2 separate regions of the Homo sapiens genome follow, and region 1 is linked to region 2. The links are chromatin contacts, found by Hi-C or POLR2A ChIA-PET in ENCODE. All regions are on one chromosome and are shown on one strand. The core of a region is the stretch at or near the end of the contact, and the rest is flanking DNA. Distances in the headings are between cores, read along the strand shown. Region 1 has its middle 56 kb from the start of GNAI1. Region 2 overlaps GNAI1 (G protein subunit alpha i1).

Evidence for each region. Hi-C counts contacts between places; a loop is a spot of excess contacts on that map. ChIA-PET counts read pairs that join two places held with the same protein, here RNA polymerase II (POLR2A). Pooled maps may share reads with other maps.
Region 1: a pooled map shows a loop between it and region 2 (7-fold over the local background). The contact joins two enhancer-like sites. A Hi-C loop is called at or near these places in 1 of 168 maps with a recorded cell type or tissue (DLD1) and 5 of 50 pooled maps. POLR2A ChIA-PET finds 5 or more read pairs at or near these places in 2 of 52 experiments (MCF 10A and activated CD4-positive, alpha-beta T cell).

Annotation. Positions count from the first base shown.
Region 1 is chr7:80,076,557-80,080,550 of GRCh38, forward strand. No RefSeq gene overlaps it. Among named protein-coding and RNA genes, the nearest start is that of GNAI1, 56 kb to the right of the region's middle. Within about 2 kb of position 2,020, at least 2 of the 41 ENCODE cell types and tissues checked have a DNase peak (open chromatin) inside an H3K27ac peak, as active enhancers do.
Region 2 is chr7:80,149,576-80,153,145 of GRCh38, forward strand. All of the region lies in intron 1 of GNAI1 (G protein subunit alpha i1), which reads left to right. Among named protein-coding and RNA genes, the nearest start is that of GNAI1, 17 kb to the left of the region's middle. Within about 2 kb of position 1,881, at least 2 of the 41 ENCODE cell types and tissues checked have a DNase peak (open chromatin) inside an H3K27ac peak, as active enhancers do.

The DNA.
Region 1 (3,994 bases), core at 770-3,269, 73 kb before region 2:
GGTGAATAGACTCGCATGGAGTGTCATAACCCTTACAGAGTGAGGAGGACATCTATGCTGGGAGGTGGCCTGATGTTGGATGTGGAAACCCAAGCAGAGTGAGGAGGGCTTTTGCACAGGAATTTTGTCTGGTTCAGGGTGTCAGAGCCTTAGAGGGGCCAGGAGGATGTCCGTGCAGCTATCTGCCTGTTAAAAAGTATCATATCCCTTGTAGAAAAAGAAAGTTATCTGTGTAAGAAAAAATGGTGACGGTAACAGGACATTAGTTACATACAAGAATATTGATAAAATTAGTAAATACATTAAGTGTAATGAGAGCTAGGTTTCTTACTGTCAATGAAAAGAGGTACCAATAGGAAAAGGGAAAAAGCTAGAATTAATCCTGTAGTGTTAGATAGGAATTGGAGATATCAGTGTTATCTCATGCACTAGATCTACAGATAGGTGAGTAGATTAAAAAAATAGATGTATATGTGTACGTGTGTATGTGTGTGTGTGTCGGTTCTCCTCTGCTGCTGCCCTCAACCCCTTCCTGTTGATATTCCCTGGCCTCTGGTCTCAGCCCTGAGCACTTCTCACATTAAACAGTCAATGAACAACCAACCTTGAAACTTAGGAGTCCTCCTTGATTCTCCCTTCGCCTAAATCCCTGCATCCAAAAAGTAAACACATCTTATTTTCTTAAACCATTCCTCAAAACTATTCTGTAGTTGCTAAGTTTGTGTTATGCATTTTTAACCTCAAAACTTTTCCATCTATTCCAGCCTACCTACTTCTGCATTAATACAAGCCTAAATTACTGCCTCTTTTCCAACCTCCTTGCCTCTAGTTTATTCATTCTGCCATTCATTCATCAAGTATATATTTAACTTATATTACGCATTAGGACAAGACAGCCAGTTCTCGCCCTCATGTAATTTATAGCCTAGTGGTGACTAATAAACTAATTTGATAAATAATTACAAAATTAACCTTGTAAGTATAATTGCGATACAGATGCAAAGGAGAACTACAGGAGTTATGAGAAGATATAACCAAGAGAAAAGTTCTAATCTGGAGGATGAAAAAGTCATCATCAAGAAAGTTGTATTTGGGCATGGTGGCTCACGCCTGTAATCCCAGCACTTTGGGAGGCTGAGGCTGAGGTCGGGAGTTCGAGACCAGCCTGACAAACATGGAGAAACACCATCTCTACCAAAAATACAAAATTAGCTGGGCATGGTGGCGCATGCCTGTAATCCCAGCTACTTGAGAGGCTGAGGCAGGAGAATCACTTGAACCCAGGGGCGGAGGTTGCAGTGAGCCCAGATAGAGCCATTGCACTCCAGCCTGGGCAATGAGACTGAAACTCCATCTCAGAAAAAAAAAAAAAAAAAAGAAAGAAAGTTGTATTTGAGCTGTGGTCTGAAAACAATAATGGTTTTTAATGGTGGGATGGTTGGGATAGAAGATTCCAAATAATAAACACTGCATATGCAAATTCATCAAAGCAAAAAGAAGCAAAGTACATTCTAGAAACCAAAATAAGCCAGCCTAGCTAAAGAACAGTGAGGGAGGGATAGAGAAGAGGTGGATTTGAGAGATAGCTGGGAGGTAAAATTGACACGAGTTTGGATGCACTGGATCTGGTGTTATCTGGGAGAGGGAGGTATCAAGGATGACTCTTGAATTGCTGATTTTAGCAACTAGTTAGATGATTATGCTATTTGCTTTGAAAAAGAACTGGAGCGATTCCAGGCTTGCAATGGAGGAGGAGGAGAAAGAACATGTTTACTTTCAGTTTCAGGTAGAAAAACTTTTATCTGCCTATGGAACCACTTAGAGGAGACAAATGGAGCTTGGAGGAGACATGTGATAGACGTGTAAATTTGAGGGCAGCTGTTGAAGATAATAATTTTCGGAGACAGAAGAGTCAAAGAAGCTAAAGGAAGGAAGCCTTTCTAAATGCAGGAAGTGATTAAGTCTCAATGTCTGCTGACACATCGGAGAAAATAACTAAAATTCATCTATTGGAATTAACCATATGAAGGTCAAATTACTTCAAACTCTTAAACCTACCAGTCAGTGGGAGGGCTGGTAGTGGGGGGTGCAACCCTCCCATGGGACATCCCTCAATTACTCACCTCCACCACAGGGGACTTATTCACATTATTTCTCACTGCCCCACCTACCCATGTTCCCTCAGAAATATTACCTTTACTCAAGCCCTGACTCAAATTTCTCCCCTGAAGAACATTTTTGCCTTGTGTTTTTATTTACAGTGCCCATCACTTTTAATGTTCATTGTGATTTTTATATATATGTTATCTCTCCCTATAAAAATATTAGCTCTTTGAGGGCAAGGATCATATTTCTGTCATCGTTGCTTCCACAGTGACTGGCACATGGGATATAAATATGAGTTCAGTTGTACTTTTTAAATTTTCTATTACTCATGAGTTGCTTTTCAATGAATTTCTCATTATCCTGTTTCTCTTTTCATATGCATTTCTGAAAGAGGCTGACAAGATGTTTCCCAGTGAGCTTTGCCAGGTGTCGGCATATTCGTGAAGTCACCATGGATACAAGTTCTGTTCCTCAATTTTGTAAGTCAAAAAATCTTAATTTCACTGGTTAATCTAGTGGTGACCAGATTCTAGAAAGTATTCACAACAACTGAGTTTATAAAAAATGTATATATATACAGATATATATACACATATGTACACACACACATACACACACACACATACACTCCCCCCCACACACAAATCTGAAGATAGCATACATTCATATGTTAAATATTCCAAATTAAAGAATACTTTGAATGTTTATGAAACATAGAAAAAATAATATACACATTAAAATACTTAGCTTGTCCATGATTTTCATATTTGATGTTTTGAAAAAGGGAAAGACAATGATAGAGAAGGCAGAATCCATAGATACTGTGAGAGTCGTGGTAAAGTAGGAAGAACATAGTGCATCTGAAATGAAACAAACCAGGGTACCAATTGCAACTATGGTTCTTAAGCAATTTTTTTTATCCTTAAACTGGGAATCACAAAGCCTACCAAATAGAATTATTATGAGAATTAACTGACTCGATTTATAAAAAGTTCCAAGCACGCTATATTATATGGGTTGAGGCCTCTGGACTCAAACTGAAACATCGGCTCTTCTGGAGCCTTCAAATAAGAACTACACCATCAACTCTCCTGGGTCTCTAGCTTGCCAACTGCAAATCTTGGGACTTGTTAGCCCCCATAATAGCAAGAGTCAATTCCATATATATATGGAATATATAGGATATATATATATGGAATATAGGAGATATATCCTATTGGCTGTGTTTCTCTGGACAACTGACTAATAGACATATCTTGGGAGAATGAAAGAGTTTGATGAGGGTCCTCCTAGTGGCATAGTTAATGATAAAACTCACTGTAGATTATTGTCAATATTTACTATCTCAACCAATGCCTCCAGATCTCTTAATTGATGTAGCCTGCTAAAAGCATACATTTACTAGAAATATTTAGCAATATTTAGAAATTTTAGTCAGCCATTGAACGTTTTCCAAGGTACACAGGTAAACAAATTTCTGATAGCAACACCTATTGCTACTTTTTTCCCTCCCTGACATACCCAGTTGTAACATTTCTTTTTCATATTTGCAGCATTACAGTCATAAGGAAATGTTTAATCCATCTCAAAAGTGTTCATTAAAGACACCGTAGAAGCTAAAGCATGTGTTTTTGAAAGGCAGTGATTTTTAAAATGTCTCCCCACGCACTCTCTCTGCACACATGGGCACGCACACACTTGCACCATCCATAAAATGTTTATATGAGAAAAGGAGCGTATTTTATTTGGAACTAAAATATACTAATCATATTTTATTGAAAATATTTTAAATTTTACTTAAAGAGCTTTTGTCAAAATCTGTGCCACACTTTTTTTTTTCCTTAGTTACTGTGGAAATTTTTTTCTGTAGAAAAAATGTAAGATGCTA
Region 2 (3,570 bases), core at 631-3,130:
ATTTGCTGAGGGGCAGTAGAAGGACTATATACTCTAAAGAAGTTAATGTGCTCCATTTTGAGATTCATCAGAACCTGTCTTGTAATACTTTACATGTTTGTATATTCCCGCTTTCCCATGTACTTTTTGATTTTGTTATTTTTTCACCTAGATAGATTGTTTTGCTTCATGTTAATGAGAGGATTTAGAAAGCCTTAAATTGTTGGCCCATGTAACTATTCCTTGAGTGGTTTTAACAAGGCATTTTTAAAATTTACATAATTTTATATGCCTTCAGGATATACAAACTAAAGTAGAGAAGAATTTGTTAAATGAGAAGAAAAAAGGAAACTACAATAGACAAGATTGATTAATTCACGTTAGCATTGAAAACCTACATACCCTAACAAAGTGGGACCAAACAGCATACCATCTATATACCACCTGTTTTCATGGAAGTGCAGATTACAATGAGATGCCATCAGAACCGGACAATACCAAATGTTGACTTGACAGCTTTAATGTACTGTTGGTTGGGAGCATCAATTGGTAAAACAATTTTGGGTAAAGCTTTATCAATACTTAGTAAAGGTTACATACCTTTGAATCGATAATCCCATTCCTAGGTATAGATTCCAGAGAAAGTGGTGTACATGTACCAGGAAAAATATTTACTACAACATTGTTAGTAATAGCAAAATTTCAAAAGAACTAAATTATTAATCATCAAGAGTGAATAAATATGTGAGCAGGAATGAATAAATAAATGAGGGTATATACTGAAAGTGAAATACTATGTTAGAACTATAGAAATGAAGTGCTATACGGAGATAGTGAATGTTTGATAAATCTCAATAACAATGCTAAGTTAAATATGCACTTTGTAAAGTGATATGCTTTATGACACATTCGTATAAAGTTAAAATATCCTCAGAACTATGCCATATGTTTATAGGTACAAACACATAAAGGAAAACTGTAAATAAATGCAGGGAGAGGATAAACATCAAATTCAGAGTGCTGGTTACTTCTGAGGAGGCGGAGAGGGAAGTGGATCAGGAGGATGCATCCAGGGTACTGCAGTGTTTTAATTCTCAAGCTGGATGCTGGACACACAGATGTTTATTATCTTATTTTCTAGATATTTTTATGTGACTGAAATATTTCGTAAATAAACAGAACTTTTGTTATTGTAGGCTAATTCATCTCAATTTTGGCATGTTTTTCTGTGATTTCACATCCGGTTATTTCCCAAGCCTTATTTACTCCTTATTGCATTGCATTGTCCATCCATCATCCGCCGTTTTTCCATTTTTACACAAGTTATTCTTTTGTAATGTCCTCCTACCTGGTCTTCCTCCCTATGTGCTTCCCACCCTTCAGTCTATATCAGTCCTCCAGAATGACAGCTTTGATGGTATCAGTAACTGGCCAGAAGTCGTCAGTAGCTCTGTTTATTTACAGAATATTGTTCTCTTCATTAGCATGGAATTCAGGAGCCTCTGTGGTTTGGCTTCCACCCTGCATTTCCATATTTCCCATGCTTCTCCCTTGCCACAGTATGAGAACTTCCCCTGCTTTCCCATCTTGATATCCTTGCTTATGTTCCTCTTTCAGGGAGTGCCCTTCCACCCTTACCTGTTTCCAGTCCTGCCCAGGCATGTTCATGAGCAGAGTTTGGGAGAACTTTTTTCAAAGTTGAGTAATATCTGGATCCCTAATAAAACAGTTCTTATGGATTCCTAATATTGATTTAAATGTATTGCAAAATCACTTCAATATACAAAACTATGAAAACATATAATTAAGTAGAAAAATGTTTCTCACTTCTAGATAACCACAAAGCCAAAAAAAAAAAATTACACACAAAACCACAAACCAATAGAGTTCTCATTAACATGACTTGTTCTCTCCTGGTTGTGATGTCAGTCAGCTATAAACTGCTTTCACATGTGGTATGCCTACTATCAAATGCCACAAGATGTCTCAGTTCTTCCCTTCTCTTTCTCTAATTGCAAAGTCCTCATTCCTGGGGTGCTCCCACCCCCAGTGGAATAAATGCCTCAATGAAGCATCATCATGAATGAAAAGGCTCAGTAGTGTTCCCCACCAAGTGGCTGCATTTCTACATGAAAAAAATACATCTGCCTCTAACTTTCAAACTGCCTAAGTGCAGATTTATTTAATAAATATTACCTATTGTCTGCTACAGACTGTGTCAAAGGTTGTGTGGATCCAAACATGTATCATACATGGATCCTGCCCTTGAGGAGTTTCGTGGCAAAAGAAACCAAGGAAACATTATTTACGGGAGGGATAAATGCTAGGGGGTGTGATTTGAACTTGTATAGGGAGGCATCTGAATTTCAAGTTCAGAGCTGTTAGTACATGGCCCTTCAGCTATTAAAGGGCACAAGCAAGAATATGAAGTTGACATGTTTATTTTTAATTTTTTCACTTTGTTCTCCTTTCACGGCCTCTTTTCAGTTTTTTAGTATACGCTATTTCCTTCAGTTTTCTAGAACTAAGGTGGCAGGTAGTATTAATCTCATGTTACAAAGCAGGAAATTGAGTTTTTGATAGATAAGGAATTTGCCCAAGACATACTGCTAGTACGTGGCCATGCTGGGTGTCGTCTCCTTCTATACTGCCTCTCAGTCCTCTGTTATGCTTCTTTCCTTATGTTATTTCATGTGTGCATTTGCAGTTATGCAATTAAATGGTATTTTTCCCTCTATTAGGGAGAAAGGGCCTGGTCAAAAGTAGACACTAAGTAAATATCTGTTGAATAAATTAATGAACAATTATATCTTATGTTGCAAGAATTAATAACTACAACACCATTATTAACTGATATACCCAACAGGTGTTTTAACTAGATAGTTTAAAAGGGGAAACTAAGTTATGCATATCCATTGAAATAGGTCGATGTTTTGTTTTTACAAAAACGGGTTAAAGAAACCAACTTAAGGATCTAATCTGGGGGTAGATTCGGTCTCAATTCTTTTTTTTTTTTTTTTTTTTTTGAAACGTAGTCTTGCTCTTGCCCACGCTGGAGTGCAGTGGCGCATTCTCGGCTCACTTCAACCTCCAACTTCCGGGTTCATGCCATTCTCCTGCCTCAGCCTCCCGAGTAGCTGGGACTACAGGCGCCTGCCACCATGCCTGGCTAATTTTTAAATATTTTTTTAGTAGAGATGGGGTTTCACTGTGTTAGCCAGGATGGTCTCGATCTCCTGATCTCCTGACCTCCTGATATGCCCGCCTCGGCCTCCCAAAGTGCTGGGATTACAGGCATGAGCCACTGCACCCGGCCAGATTCAGTCTCAATTCTTAAACACCTGCATTATTTATGGCTAAAAGATTTCAAATGAAAAGTGAAATTTATTAAAAAAAAAACCTGAGGCAATTAAATATCCTGAATCTTTGAACAGAGAGTTAATTATATCTAATACACTGTATTTACCGAAGAATGTAGACTTTTATATTTTAGAAAGATTTTTTTAACATCATTACTTTCCCATTAACCAAAGTAACTAAAATATTAAATTTATGATAATGTGTCACAATGTAAAAATATTCCTATCATTG